Regions from separate parts of the Homo sapiens genome. Here region 1 is linked to region 2. A link is a loop called in an ENCODE intact Hi-C map of the cell type or tissue named here. Cell type or tissue: Caco-2. All regions are shown on one strand. Each heading gives the region's core, and the rest is flanking DNA. Links, peaks and the distances in the headings are about the cores only.

The links. A loop is a pair of places that touch in the nucleus more often than their neighbours do. Peaks named below come from ENCODE experiments on the same cell type or tissue, not always from the same donor. Only the 100,000 strongest peaks of a DNase experiment are listed, where the experiment ranks them.
Region 1: it touches region 2 in a loop (11-fold over the local background); 9 of 110 quality-filtered maps call a loop at or near these places.

Annotation. Positions count from the first base shown.
Region 1 is chr6:104,775,610-104,783,954 of GRCh38, reverse strand. HACE1 (HECT domain and ankyrin repeat containing E3 ubiquitin protein ligase 1) reads left to right here. Exons shown (of 24, transcript NM_020771.4): 15 at 6,638-6,749; 16 at 6,845-6,942; 17 at 7,127-7,214. Among named protein-coding and RNA genes, the nearest start is that of HACE1, 80 kb to the left of the region's middle. In Caco-2, for the core only: no CTCF peak of the experiment used is centred there; no DNase peak of the experiment used is centred there.
Region 2 is chr6:105,061,767-105,070,111 of GRCh38, reverse strand. The region is part of intron 3 of LIN28B (lin-28 RNA binding posttranscriptional regulator B); the gene reads right to left. Among named protein-coding and RNA genes, the nearest start is that of POPDC1, 71 kb to the left of the region's middle. In Caco-2, for the core only: no CTCF peak of the experiment used is centred there; a DNase peak (open chromatin) is centred at 3,701.

The DNA of each region.
Region 1 (8,345 bases), core at 308-8,307, 290 kb after region 2:
ATGAGGAGTAAGTTTTCTTCAAGAAATATGTACTGAGTGCCTACTATGTACAGAGGTCTGTACAAAAACAACAGAACACATTGCCACATTTCCTGAAAGGAGCTTAATGAAACTCTTTAGTTCTATAAGGCTGATTGTCCTTTTGAAAAGGATTTTAGCCCCCAAATACATTTGGGAAATTACATAACATATGCCCTTTGGAAATTTATAAATCACATTGGCAGCATGTTAAAAGGCTTTGAGAAGCCCTTCAGTAAAAATAGTGATTTAGCTTTGTTAATCCTCCTAACTTATTTGACCTGACCACCTTTCCCCTACCAGATGTGTACCTGTTCATTCCATACATCTCATGTTACATGAAGCTAGCTGGAGGAAAGCTTGTTTTGCTCCTTACCAGCTATGTGAACTTTGGGCACGTTTCCTAATATCCTTGAGCCCTTGGTTTCTTCATCTACAAAATGGAGATAATGACAGCAGCCTCATAGAACTATTGTCCAGAATAAATTGTCAGGAATGACTGTGATATATGCTCAATAAATGGTAGTTGTTTTGGAGATAGAAAACTTACTTCCCTTCTCTAAGAGGATTCTAATTCAGTCTGGCTGGGGAGATAATAAACATATGTATAAAATAGTAACTACAACATAACCTGGATCTTTAGGAGTTTAAGGGAGGAAGAGCTGGCTCTGGCATCTGTAGTCAGGGGAAATTTCAGAGGAGGCAGATTTTAAGTTACCTTGAGAAAGCTTGAAAAAATATGCAACATTTTGATGGGAGTAAACAAAGAGGGAGAACTTTCTAGCCACCATGTGGGCTGGAGCATGTAGACCGAAAAGTATGTAAAACTGCAGTATTGCAGCAGAAATTTTGTGTTGATAGGAGCAAGATAGAGTTATGGAAAGGTAGATTGAGGTCATCCAATGATGAGCCTTGATTTCCAGATTGAAGAATTTTCTTTGTTTGCTAGGCTGTTAGGAGCCACTGATACCCTTGCTTTAGGAGAATGGCATAATTCTGGCAAAGTTTTAGAAAATAATTTGCCAGATATGTAGGACAGACTGTAGGCAATGGTTTGGTTAGTAGTTGTAAGATAATAAATAGGATAAGTGGTTTTTAATGTCTTTAGGGACACTTGTCCTTTCAGAAGTTAAGCTATGAACTAATTTTTATAAAATTATACATAACTATATAGAGGGATCTTTTGACATCTGTTTAATAATGATAATGTGAAAGAGAAGGCAGTAATAATGACTTACATTTACTGATTTTAGGTCAGGTACTATGTATTTGCTTCCATGAATGATTTTATTTTCTTAACCATTGTATAAGATGGCTACTCTTTTTTTTGTAAGCTGAAGTGGTTAAGTAACTTGTTTAAGTCATTCTGCTACTAAATGGGAGAACCAGAATTTAAAAGTCTGTCTGGTTCTCAAGTTCAATTTCTTTCTTTATTTTATTTATTTATTTTTTTTGACACAGGGTTTTACCTGTCACTCAGGCTGGAGTATAGTTGATCTGAGCTCACTGCAACGTCTGCCTCCTGGGCTGAAGCGATCCTCCCAGCTCAGTCTTTCAAGTAGCTGGGACTACAGGTGCATACCACCACACCTGGCTAATTTTTGTGTTTTTTGTAGAGACGGGATTTTGCCATGCTGCGCAGACTGGCCTTGAACTCCTGAGCTCAAGTGATCCACCTGCCTTAGCCTCCCAAAGTGTTGGGATTATGGGCATGAGCCACCACACCCGGACAAGTTCAATTTCTTAACCTACACTGTATGATACTGTTCTGGGGCAAATGAGATAATAGGTGAAAGAAGATTTTAGTTTTTGAGAGATAGTCTGCTGTTTTTAATATAGGTTGGTGCAAAAGTAATTGCGGTTTTTGGCAGTTACTTTTAATTGCCAAATTAAAATTGTCAAATTAAAATAGCAAAAACCGCAATTACTTTTGCACCAACCTAATACTGTCTCTGCTTTTTACTTTCTATTCCTTTTTCCCTTCCTGGACAATTTAGTCAAAAAACATCTGTATTAGGTATCCACTTTGTTGACCCAGAGAGGGAGGTGTTTGTTGCCTGACTAGGGTGAGGAGGGTGTCTACATGTGTAGTGGTGGCCTAGTGTGGGGTTTTGGAGTTTGGATGTGATTAAGAAGTGTGTCTGTGTAGAAGAGGGTCCCAGTGTGAGTCATGTGGGTTAGAGTGGCATAAGGAGGATGTCCATGTTGGCGGTGGTTGCAGCTGATCAGTGCTGTCTGATGGAGCCTCAGTGGGATGCAGGGGCCATGTCAGTGATTGGAGATTGGTTACATACCAAGGGAGTGGGGTTGCAGGTTGATCAAATAAGCAAGTATGAGAGTCTAACTTCTCGTTGTTGGAGAAAGGAGTTACAAAATGGAGGAAATTAGAAGGAACCTTGTGTTGAATTGGAGTTACCAGTTTGAATTTAGTTTTAAATTTACATAGATACATGTAGCAAACCTGGCACCCAGCTCTTGGTCTCTCAGTGCCATTCTCAATGAACCAGGGCTCCTTGGAGAAATGGCTAATTCCAGGGCTAGATCAGGGAAAGTATAAAATAAGCCTGCAACATCTTATTGTGTAAGAAAGTAAGGAAGTGTTCAAAGACTGATGGGGTTATGTTAACATGACTCGGAAGACAGCTTGAATGGACTCCCACTACCAAATTTGGAAGAATTTGAGCATCAAAATAAATAATGATGGCAACATAAACAGGAATCTATGAGTCTGTACTGAAAAAAGTTAATGAATAAATGGAAAGTCTGATGAAGGGTAGGATGATTACACAGTCTCAGATTATCTCCCAGCAGAATAATTGCAAAGAGAAAAAGGGTGCCTTACAGTAGAGAAGCTTAGCAGTGATCAAAGCAGACATAGCAGTGTGCCAGCTGATAGGATGCTCTGAGGACATCATGGCATCACTTCTGTGGTATTCTTGCCAAGGATACACACCTTAAATCTAATCAGGAGGAATCATCAGACTAAATACAGTTGAGGGACATTCTACAAAATTAACTGACCTGCAGTCAGTTTTAAAGACCTGCAGTCTTTAAAACTATCAAGGTTATGAAAATTAAGAAAACATTGAAGAAATGTACCAGAGTGAAGGAGACAGGACAGGACAATTAAAGGCAGTTCATGAATCATTTTGCAATAAGAGGACATTATTAGAAAATTGGCAAGACTTGAAATGGGATCTGATGTAGTAGTGTTATCAGAGTTAATTTCTGATTTTGATGGTTGTTATCTAGTTATAGAGGAAAATTCCCTTGTTTGTAGGAAATAAATGCCTAAGTGTTTATAGGGGACTGGACATTATATTGGCAAGTTGCTCTCACATTAGAGGAAAAAAAAATACTTTGTACTCTACTGTACTTAGAAGTTTTCTGTAACTTGGAGATTGTCCTCCTCTAGAAAGTTAAAAAGAACAACTACCTCTGCTAAGGGATTGACTTCTTCTTCTGTTGGTGGTTTTCAGGTGGCCAGTAGTTAAAGGGAGAAACATTTTGTATTGCTGTACAAATGCTATTAAGAGGAGCCTCTATAATCAGTCCTGTTTTGTGAATTATTTATGGAAATGCAGGTACTCTAGAAAGTTTACATACAAAAATGTACCATTTGGCTGTGTAGGTGTTTGTATGTGTGTGTGTGTGTTTGATCTGAGCTTTTGAAGGTAGCAGTTTGTACCTTTTAATGTTCCACTTGAATTACTTGAAAAGGTTCCATTTGTTTTTATTTCTTGGTTCACATTTCATAGATAAATGATATAGTTTAATATCTTATAATGGGCAGTAAGTTTTCTTTTAAATAGTTATTGACAATAATTTTAACATTGCTGTGAATGATAATAAGAACAGTATCTATTTATTGAGCATTCTAGGTATTGAGTATTAGAGCATTAGTATAAATGCTTTTAATGTATTTTTCTCTTTGGTAAAATGGGGACAAAAGTTCCTTTTTCTCATAGTGTTGTGAGGATTGTATGTGGTAATGCATTGTAAAGTGCTTCAAAAAGTACCTGGCTTATAGGTGCTTAATAAATGATTGCTAATTTATTATTATGATTATTATAATTATCATAATTATGTTCTTTATTTGAATTATTTAATCCTAACAGCTCTTGAAGTAGGTATATTCTTTTCTCTGTTTTACAGATGAGAAAACTAAAGTTCTGTGAGGATTAATAATTTCCTTAAGATAAGTCTAGTAAGTCACAGAGTGAGGATTTCAAACCATGTTTATCTGACTTCAAAGCCCATACTTAAATAATTGCTTCTGTGTAATGTTTTTTCTCTCCTCTTAAACCAAAGTTTTAGAAATAGTCAGCATTAGAATTTCAAGTACTTTATATTCCAGCTTGTTAACTGAAAATGAGATATTTAATTTATATGCACAGTAATGCATATAACACCAGTGCTTTATAAAAAATGTGGAAGACTGTTACAAGTATGGACAAAATTACACATTTAACTTTAAAAAGGTAGCATTTATTCTTTTCTTACTGAAAGCAAATATTAAAAGGCAGAAGTTCATCTCTCATCGATCATATTGTTTTTATTAAGAATTAATAACAAGTGATATTTGAATCTTTTAAAACAAACCTATTTAATTTAGCTCAGATGAAGAAATTTATTGGTGTCCTAAAAGCCACCTGGAAGATAACCTTTTTGTGGTGTTGGATGGTATTCATCATATTTATCTCTTGAAACTCTTAGCTTTTGTGATGGTATTGCACCACCTTGCTTCTCCTTTGACTTTTCTTGCCGTCTGTATCATTTGCTAAGCAAATTCTCAGTCATGACTTGTGATCATAAACTTCTTTGTTCTTGGTATTTATTCTCTGTATCTTTCATCTCTTGAACCTTATCCTGTCTCCAACTTTACCTTTGTTCATGTTTTTATTTTCAGTGTCTCAGCTGCATCACTGTCCAGTATCTCCTCCTAAATCCCTAATAGTTACACCCCACTATATCTTTAAACTCACGATACATAAAATCTTACTCATATTTCCACCAGTACCTTCTAGGAGTGTGGGGGTAGGTTATGGGGAAAGGGCTTTTCCACTTTAAGTTATTTCTATTCATAAGTTCTATCTTGCAGAGATCTTACCTTACTTTTTTTTTTGTAGAGATAAGGTCTCAGTTTGTCACTCAGGCTGGAGTGACAAAGTGAGCACACTACAATTATAGCTCATTGCAGCCTTGAACTCCTGGGTTAAAGTTTTCTCCCACCTCAGCCTTCTGAGCAGCCAGGACTGTAGGCGCATACCACTACGCTTGGCTAATTAAAACATTTTTTTTTTTTTGGTAGAGACAGGGTCTCACTGTTGCCCAGGCTGGTCTCAAACTCCTGGGCTCAAGCGATCCTCCTGCCTTGGCCTCCCAAAGTGCTGGGATTACAGGCATGAGCCACCATACCCAGCCTCTTCTCTTACTTTTAATGCTTATTCAAAGAAGTAGTATCTCTCGGATTGGCTTCATTGTTCCTCTTTGCTACCATGACCAGGACTTCTATAGCTCATGCTTCATTGTTGAGAAATTGATATTATATATATATATATTGTGTTACTCTGTGTTAGTCACATCTCTTTAACTCTATTAAACAGTTTTTAGCAAGTTCTTGGAGTTTTTACTGCTCTTACATTACATGCAGTGTTGGTACATAGTAAGTACTCAGTACTTTCTGATTAATCAAAAATTGTAGATAACTCACAGTTTGCTTACCTGGCAGATGAACAAAAGGGAGAGACTCTCTTTGCTATTCAAGAGATCTTATTCTTCAATTTTTAGGGTGGAGAATGGGAAGGGATAACAAATTACGTTCCAATTTCTGCATGTATTCTAAAGGATAGAAGTAAGAATAAAGTTAGGAGTAAGAGGCCGGGCGCAGTGGCTCATGCCTGTAATCCCAGCACTTTGGGAGGCTGAGATGGGTGGATCACCTGAGGTCAGGAGTTCGAAACCAGCCTGGCTAACATGGTGAAACCTCTCTCTACTAAAAATACAAAAATTAGCCAGGCGTGGTGGTGCGTGCCTGCAATCCCAGCTACTTGAGAGGCTGAGGCAGGAGAATCACTTGAATTCAGGAGGCAGAGGTTGCAGTGAGCAGAGATCGTGCCACTGCACTCCAGCCTGGACAACAGAGTGAGACTTTGTCTCAAAATGACAACAACAACTACAACAATAAACCAAAATAAATAAATAAGATTAGGTGTAAGAGATTATTTTCATGAAAAATTAAATGGAACACGCAACGTAATTTTTCTGGGTGTGAAAATTCATTGTAATAAGGCTTGGATTTAAAAGAATTGAGAATAAATATATTCAATTACATGTCTGATATTAAGTTCTGAGACATAACCAAATTTATCAAGTCTTTTGTGTTGAAAATGTAGGAATTTAAAAAAATACATTTCTCTAGGTAGTCAAACTATTTCAGCTAAGTTCTGTCTTTTTGTAAATAGTTATTGAAATGTTCAAACATTATCCAGTAACTCCTTATTGTAAATAAAGATCTAAGAATGATTATTTGTAGAAAAGGCATTTAGCAAGCTAGTAAATCTGATAATTAGATGACTGATACACTGCTAACATATTTTACTCTTATTTTTTGAGCTAGCCTTTTAAAGATCGCTGTGAATGGTTCTATGAACATTTGCATTCAGGACAGCCAGATTCAGATATGGTGCACAGGCCAGTGAATGAAAATGATATCCTGCTGGTTCACAGAGGTATGCTTAACAAAGAAACTGATATATGTGTGAAGCACAAAGTGCTTTTTATTATAAATTTTAATATGTAAAATTAACCAATGCTACATATTTAGATTCTATTTTTAGGAGTAGCTGTGAAGTTGTGTCAAAAGCAAATTGTGCAAAGCTAAAGCAAGGGATTGCTGTACGGTTCCATGGAGAAGAAGGCATGGTGGGTATAAAAGAAGATGATGTAGAAATCACTGTATGTAAAGAAAGATTGAAATGCCTTTTGAATAAAGTTTAATATTTAGTTGATAAAGGAAGAAACTTTATATTTAAATTTTGTTATTTAGAAAAAAATTTCCCAATATAACATATTTCTGTTGATGCTTAATTTTATTTCTTGAATTCAGGGTCAAGGTGTTGTGCGTGAGTGGTTTGATATTCTGTCCAATGAGATAGTCAATCCTGATTATGCATTGTTTACCCAGTCAGCTGATGGTAAGTTGTACAGTCTAGATGACTTTTTCTGCAACTTGTCACATTTTTCACACTATTTCAGTACATTTTATTTTTGATTTCCACAGCAGACCTGTGAGCTAGGTGGGATATTCTTATTTTATAGATGAGAAAACTGAAATTCAGAGTTTTTATCTGCATTCACACAGTTAATAAGTAGTAGAATCATAAGTGGAACCTGACTCAGTCTAACATTTGTTCCTCTAAACAGTTGGTTCCCAAATGCTTGTCTCAAGGACTAGTGTTGGCCCAAAGAGGTTTCTTATCAGTCCTTTGTAAAATAAAACTAAATTGGTTCAATTTAAGGATTATCCTTGAGTCTACATTTTTTGAATTAAATGTTTTATTTCATAAATTAATGGTGCTTGTAGATGGCCTTAAACAAATAAAAGTCCCTATTTGGAAAAATAAAAATTTGCTAACTCTATTTGAGTTTCCAAGTTTTAAAATATATTGGTTAGGAAAACCCAAGTCTAGAAATCATGATATAAAATTTCAACTCTTAATCTATTTATGTATACTAACTTTATTTTCAGTCATTTTGAGAGATCAAGACCTGGCTACTATAAAGCTCTTATTGAACCATATAAAACAGATAATTAACTCTCCTTGTTGAAATGGTGCTTGTGCCCTATAGAGTCGTAATTTGCTGTTGTAGACTAAATGGAATTAGTTATCACCTCATTTGTGTGAGGCATATTTGAGAGCTCTCTAACTTAATAAAGACATATTCCAAGTGAAGGTGGGATTTCAGTTTTCAAATGCTTTGCACAGTCGCTTGTTTTTCCTAAAAATCTTTTCTCTCCCCAAATGTTTACATTCTTTTATCAGGAGAGAATGCTTCATTAATTGTAGCTTCTGATTGCTTCCAACCAAACTAGCAGCAAATCCCTATTTGATCAGAAGGATGATTTTAGGGGAGGCAAGTGGGAGTAGGCTGCAGTAGAGCTAGGCAGCTGCAGGCATTCATCCCTGTGATGGGTTTCGTGGATACACTTTGAGTATTTGAAATTATGTAGGAACATGGAACTGCCTGCTTTAACTCTGTAACCTTTAATTCTTTGCTCTGAGGTGAATTTGGTGTCTTTGTGAATGACGAGTTCAGTGAAGTCA
Region 2 (8,345 bases), core at 87-8,086:
GTCGCACTGACAATATTTCCCACTATAAGGAATGTGGTTCAAAAGAGAATAAATCTCTCAAAACAGTTTTCAACAGGTTACTCACTCATGCCTCAGAAAGGAAGAGGGGAGGGGTGGAAGGAGGGAAGGAGGAAGGGAAAGAGAAGGAAATAAGGGAGTAAGCAAGGGAGGGAAGAAGTGTGTGTATATATCTCTTATTTCCTTATTGAGAATGGATCCTTGAAATTTCTGGTTGTGATGGCAGAAAAGCTCCTCAACCTTTTACCATCACTGATCCCTGGAAGGCACACACTGCAAAAACCTACTGAGTTTAACTTCAGATATGGTTTCTCTGTTCAATTTATAATTTATCAATCAAGAACAGGTTCAATGTATACTTGTGTCATCAAAATGGATGATAACTTACAGCTTTTTTTTTTTTTTGAGACAGGGTCTTGCTCTGTTATCCAGGCTGGACTACAGTGGCATAATCAGGGCTCAGCATCCCTCAGTAGCTGGGACTACAGGTGTGTGCCAACATGCTTGGCTAATTTTTTTTTTTAAATTTTTTGTAGAGACGGGCTGTCACTTTGTTACCCAGTCTGGTCTTGAACTCCTGGGCTCAAGTAATCCTCCCACCTTGGTTCTCCAAAGTGCTGGGATTAGAGGCGTGAGCCACTGCACCCAGCAAATTTACAGCTCCTTAATCAATAGCTACTTTCCCTAAATTTCACCATCATTACCAATTAACAATTACTGATTTCCCATAATAACTCTTTTAATTCTCCATCTTCTATTGCCTACATCTAAAATAATTTTGAACAGCATATAAATTTGTTTAGTATGGACATGCTCTTGCAAACGTTTCTCTCCATGGCCAAATTCTGTTTTTTTGTTTGTTTTGTTTTGCTTTTTGAGACAGGGTCTCACTGTGTTGCCCAGGCTGGAGTGCAGTGGCACAATCTTGGCTCACTGCAACCTCCACCTCCCAGGTTCAAATGATTCTCATGCCTCAGCTTCCTGTGTAGCTGGGATTATAGGTGTGCACCACCACACCCAGCTAATTTTTTGTATTTTTAGTAGAGTCAGGGTTTCACTATGTTGGCCAGGCTGGTCTCAAACTCCTGGCCTCAAGTGATCTGCCTGCCTCGGCCTCCCAAAGTGCTGGGATTACAGGTGTGAGCCACTGCATGCGGCCTCTGTTGGCATTTAAATAGAAAATTACTTTCTTGTCAGTATAAATATAATAAGATCTCTGCTTTTTATAAAAATGATTAAGTATGTTATTTTTCAAAACCCTAATATCTAAACTACATTGTGCTTAAAATAATGCCATTAATAAGATAACTACTGCTCACTGTTTTCCATACCTAAAGAAAAGGAAGTCCATAAAAGATAGTATTTAAACCTATTTAATCAGACCACCCTATGGGTAGGTGCTCAGTATTATCAAATAAAAAGCAAAATTCAGTTAGTATAATTGCCATTTGGTTCTTTCTGTTGCATAATAAATCGTGTGTTTGGAAGGCTCTGTATTGTCCAGTACTATTCAGCGTAACAAGCAGGGATCAGCCTGTGGTCTCATGGAACCAAAGTAAATTCAAACTCTGAACTGCTGGCAGTGGAAATGAATACTCTATGTCTCCCCTAAAGCTCAGTGTTCAGACCAACTTAACTAATTTTTAAAAAAAATTATCAACTACTGTTCTAACCTCTTTTATCATCTGATTATATGATGAGAAATTAACTAGACACATTGTCTGCTAGTGGATTCAACTGCTTATAATATTCATTTAATCATTTTCATAGAATCAAATGAAAACCAAATGGACAAAAAAATTGAAGAATATCTACTATGTGCACAACTTTGTATTAGATGCCAATGAAAGGTATGTGAATAGTTAGCTGGATGGTTAAGATTTACACATTTTATCTCATTTAATATCTTCTCCTGACTGGTTTTTGGATTGTCATAGGTTTATTAGCTTTTGGACACTTTCTCTGATTAATGCCATCAACTATCTCATAACATCAGTGAAAATGCACCAAAGTATACTGAAAACCAGCTAAAATACAGTAATAGCTCTATTCACAAACCTTTCATCATCTTATAAAAACAAGAAGGTAAGAGGAAAAATGCGGGGAATGGGTATGTAATGAATGGTGGTGCAGATCACTGAGAAATGGGGATGAAACATGTAGCAGTTTTAAAAGCAAACAAGACATGGAAGGGGAGAGAAATCACTGGAGGCATGGGGGCAAAGGGGAGCATTTTTCATATAAGGGTACTTCAATCAGGCATAGCTATAAACCAGACATTTTTATATATCATTCCATTATGTTTAAAAGTACTTGGTAGATTCTGTGTCAAATCAATGGAACAATATTCATTTGATGAAAGTTTTCTACTTTGTACTGTAACTTGAGAAGGAGCATAATAATGAATTCTAGGTCATAAGTTTAAACTTTATTTCAAATAGAAATGTTATCTCTCTCTTACATGATAAACAACATCTCAGACAGATAGTCTGTTCTGGCTAATGGAAAAGTTTAAAAAAAAGAGAGAGAGAGAAAGATTACTCAAACACAGATAACTTCATGATTTCCAATTTCCTGGGAGTAAAAGCAGTTTGTTATGAAATAGGACCCAGTCTCACATGCAGTGGGTACTCGGCCAGTGCTGCTTTCAGAACCCAAGACAACTAAGAAGGAGTGTCCAGTTCAGGAGTAACACACACACATATACACAAATAAATAAAAGCCACATGCATTTTTGCTGTTGTAGTGTTTTAACTATCCTAACTGCAGGTTTACATTCATCCTTGTTGGAAGCAAGATCAGTTTATTGACTCTATTTGGTCTTACTGACCTTTGAGTTAAAGTGTTTTAAAAAGTTAGTACTACTATCAATTATGAAAGGAAGGGAAGACGTTCAATATTTAACTTATCTTGAAATGGTTAAAATTAGGTGCTTGCTTAGATGGAAGAATCAGATTATAATATGCAGTCTGGAAATGTTTGTTCATTTATTAGAGCAGCCTTGCCGAAAACTTAAAACCATCAGGGCTGCTTGCTTTTTTCACCAGACTATTTCAAATTCACAGTGTCAGAGGTGTGACATCTGCTGTAAATAAGCATCAGCTCAGCCTGAAGAAATACAATTCCACTAGAGCTTTGTGTCAACTCTTATAAATATTTTTTTCTTCTCATCGCATGATTTCTTTTAGGCTTTTGTTCTGCAGCCAGCATTCTTTTTATCTATTAATATAACATTATTTTGTAAGTCATTCTAAAGTCATATTTTACATATATATATATATGTAAAATGTCTTACTATTAGGACATTTGACCAGAGCACAAGAAATTTTAAAAGAAGAATTCCATCATGATTACCTGATAAGTGAGGCAATAATTTGTTATCTAGAGAAGTAGATGTAAATGTCCAAACAATATATAAAAGAATTTTAACACCATATTAAAAATACCTTAGGTATACAAAATAAGGACTATAAAATAGTGACTAGCTCACATTTTATCACATACACTTCTTCATTAAAACACAGAAGGAAGAGAGAACATGAGAAATTCCAAAGGAAAGAAAGACGTATAGAAGTCAAGAATCAATTTTGGTGGCATGACTGATGTACTGTACATACAAGATTAGATAACAGCTTCAAATTTATACTGGTTGTTTGCAAGCCAGGGGCAAAAGGGCGCTAGATTAAAAGATGTTACCCTAGTTTTAGCAAAGTAAATATCTTCTGGGTTATTCAAAGCTTTGAAGTTACCTATGACTGGGTTACCTTTGATGCAACTAATAATGCTGGTAGAATCTGAGTTTTTACGAAGACAGAATGTTAAAACACCTCTCTATTGGTGTATGGCTGACTGACTACTGAATTACTAGCACTTACTACTAACTACTAGCACTTCCTACTTACTAACTAATTATTATTTTTTGAGACAGAGTCTTGCTGTGTCACCCAGACTGGAGTGCAATGGCACCATCACAGCTCACTACAGCCTAGAGCTCCTGGGCTCAAGCAATCCTCTTGCCTCAGCCTCCCAAGTACCTGGGACTACAGGTGTGTGCCGCCATGCCTTGGCTAATTTTTGTATTTTTAGTGGAGACGAGGTCTCACTATGTTGCCTAGGCTGGTCTCGAACTTCTAGGCTCGGCTCAAGTGATCCACCTACCTTGGCCTCCCAAAGTGCTGGGATTACAGGTGTGAGCCAGAATACCCCCAGCCCCCTGCATTATTATTACATTATTGAATTAGTAAGAAACATTAATCATCTTTCCATTTTGACAATGTTTATATGAATAGCATTAAAAGCATTTATAGAGGGCCAGTGGTCTTAGAACACAGTGCCTGGTATGATTTAACCAAAATGTGTTCTCAGTACAAATTCATGTGCAAGAGCCAAAAGAAGACTATCCCAAGCCATCACCTGTCTTGACAGCTACACAGCAATGAGAAGGAATTAAAACCATTTTGCTCAAGTCAGAAAGGAAAGGCTTCTAATGATCGATAAGTTTGGTCTCCCATTCCAGCACCAGCTACCGCTGAGGAAAACGATGAAGTATAAATGAGAAGTAAATGACCTCTGTCCATTTCTCCCTCTGGCCCAACTGCTCTTCCAGTGACAGACTATATATTGCCTTTTGCCAAGAATCAGCAGTTCTTCAACTGTTCACCATGTACGTAAGTAAAAACTGAACAAGGAAAATTGCTACCATGTTCAGATAACCTCTGTAAACTGTGATATTATCTTCTCTTGTGTAGGTCTTACCTTAAAAATTAGAGCTCAAGATAAAGTCTTGTATGGTGTTCTTGGCCTCATGGCTACTTCCTTTCCTCCTCCTTGCTGACTGAGGGTGCCCTTCATGTCATAATCTTTTTATGACTAAAGCCTGATGGTCAAGCTGCTAAGACATCCCTACAGATCTTTTCTCTGATCACTGATCCCTTAAGGGATCTTGTCTTCCTATTTGAACATTTCGAGGCTGTGACCCTGTGAATACACAGCCACTGGTGGAGGTAAAATCTGAAGGTAAGTATGGGAAGAGCCGTTGAATCCCTGGAGAATCCCCAGATAGAACCAGATTGTTTATACAAGTCCAAATACTCTTAATAACTTCTAATCATTAGGGCTAGATTCTACATGTTAACAGATTTATTTGCACATATTCTGTAAGCCAAAAAAATCGCTTTATTATGAGTACAGTTCCTTAAGTATTTGAATGATGAGTTTTCATCTCCTTTGGTCACCCTCTAGATTTGGCTGGAGGAACTTTCCATGAAGAACTTGGCTTATTCTCTTAGTGGAACAAGAGAAACAAAGACACTAAATATTTTTTTCTAGATTTTTCTTTAAAAAATATTGAATGATACCCTGACTGGTGTGGTAAAAGGAGGTAAATTTGTTTGGGCAATACTTGAGCCTTTTATTCAAAAAATATATTTATTTCAGAAAATAAACATTTAAAAATACAATAGCTACAAATGGCAGTGCTATTTACCACTCTGAATGTAAAGTTCTCTTTATGTGTTTGACATGTAATTTGAATGAATGCAATATATGTGCGGGGGAAAGCTGTGCTTCAGTGGAAAACATCTGGAACCCAGCTTCTGGATTATCTGATTCTGATTCTAAGAGGGTTATTTTATAGCTCTTTCCATGACTGATAACTGATAGAAATACAACATCATTTTTCTTTACAGAGGGGCAAATTCTATCCTGGAGAGTGGAGAGTCAACTGATTTCCCTTCCCCACTGTGGAAAAAGCCAGTTTTGGCTTCATTTGCATATTCATGTCAATATACTTGATCTACAAATATGTCTATTCTTTGATTCTCCTTTGAACAAGTTACAACATTTGGTTCTCTCACTTAACTGTGTTCAATAAATTCTTTAACACTTATTCATCTGATATTTGCATAAAAATCATAATGCTGCCTTTTTTGAAAATTATCCTTTAACATACAGTAAATATGCACCACAGAGCCACTACATAAGATGCAAGAAACATTTATAAGCACTTTTAGGCACAGAGTCTTCTATTTCACCAACTAGCTTTAACACTGAATTATTGGACCCAATTTTAGTTTTTTTGTTTCTTCTCAGTGCTTTTGTTTTTCCTATATCTTGAAACATTTTGATCTTTCATAGTATTGGGACCTATTTCCAACTACACTAAAAGATAAAATAATTATAATATAATAATTATTATAACTATTATATTTAATAAGACGTATTGAAAAATAGAATTCTGAAAAAAAAAAATTTTAAGACTGAGTCTCACTATGTTGCCCAGGCTGGACTGCAGGGGTTATTCATAGGCATGACTGTAGCACAGTGCAGCCTCAAACACCTGGCCTCAAATGATTCTTTCAAGTAGACATGTGCCACTGTGCCCAGCAAGTGATGATAAAATAGAGAAATCATCGCTGTTTTATTATCCTTTACTTTACCTTTTTTTCCCCCCCCCCCCCGAGATGGAGTCTTGCTCTGTCGCCCAGGCTGGAGTGCAGTGGCGCAATCTCGGCTCACTGCAACTTCAGCCTCCCAGGTTCAAGCAATTCTTGTGCCTCAGCCTCTCGAGTAGCTGGGACTACAGGCATGCGCCACCATGCCCAGCTAATTTTTGTATTTTTAGTAGAGATGGGTTTTTACCATGTTGGCCAGGCTGGTCTTGAACTCCTGACCTCAAGTGATCCGCCCTTCTCGGCCTTGCTTAAAGTATTGCCTGATCTTCCAAGAATGTACCAAAGACATTGGGACAGTGTTTTTTATAATCTTTTTCTTTTTAACCTTACATTGAACACAGCTGAGAATTCAGAAATTTTCATTTCTGTCCATAATGGCAGAGAGAAGATGAATAAGAGCATAAATACAAAAAGATACCTAGCAGTACTCTAGACTCTAATTATAATGATGTAATTGTATAAACTAAATCTCAGAGTATGAGCCTTTATATAAGACAAATAAATAAATATTCACTGAATCAATGAGTAAACAATATTATTTCTAAGGACAAAAAGGAAATTTGTTACCCAGTTAGTCATTCTACAGGATGTCATCATGCAACATTTTTGGACAAAAATTTTTACTAAAAGAACACGTGACAGTATTTTACCTTTTATGAGGTTTGTACTAAGAAATTTACATAAGAAACCATACATAAGAAATATGGCTCATAAGTGGACAAATGCTTAAGGCACTGACTGAAAGGAAATAACATAGAAATGAAAAAAATCAATCAAATTGATCATTCTAATCAATGTCTAAAAATGAAAATGTTTTGTCATAGGCTAAAGAAAATGACCACCTTCTAACAAAATTACGAGCCCTGAAAACTTTCAAAAGTATTTCATTTTGAGGATGTAAATGCAAGAACCACCAAGAACAATAAGCTGGAACCTCTTAGAAACGTATTTGAAAACTGAATCAGTATTTCCAAAATAGGTATGTTCCAGGATCATTCATGCAGAATTACTTGCATTCAACGGAAATCACCCATTATGAAAATTAGTATCTTCATACCAGAAACACATGCAAGAAACATTTGAGTTTGTTAAATTCTTGCTAATTTCCAATGCAGTTTTTAAAGCAGGATTTGATTTATATATTTCTAAATTATTTGTAATATCACTTAAAAATATATTTTAAAACAGTCCATTGGGGTCAAATGGTAACTGTTGCTGACGACTGTTCTTCCTGGTATAGCAATGGCTAATAAAATGTAGATTTTGTTAAATGCTGTAAGATAGAAAGTGTTATGTCTTTTCCAAAAATGACATAATCAAAAACAAAACAAAACAGAACAATGACACAATCACAATTACTGAGAGCGAGAGGGATGACTTTGTAAAGGAGTTGGCCTGGCTGCAACATAGTACTTAAAAGTTATTTTAAAATGAGTAAGGTTTAGGCTGACTCTGAGAGCCCTGCCTCAGAGTCAGCCCTGCTCCGCAAGGAGCAGTACCATTTAAGAAAATATTCCGTCTAAAATAAATAAATACATTAGAATAAAAATAAAAATGAGTAAGGTTTAAATAGATGCAGAGATGGGAAAGAAAATATGCCAGGCAAATAAATGGCCTGAGTATAACACCGAAGTAGAAAAGTAGAGGACATGTTTAGGAAGGCAAGTTGGCTGGCTTGGAAAAGAAAATGGAAACGAAGACTACTGAGCAGAATATTAAATATATTTTACAATGTAATATTTTTAAAACTTTCATCTTACAGTAGAAAAAAAAACCCCTAAGTTTCAAAGTTTATGTACACATTGTTCATGACCTCAAATCTAATAAAAAAGGGAATCCAGGATTTCAGCCTGTAACTCAGATGGTGGTCCATGA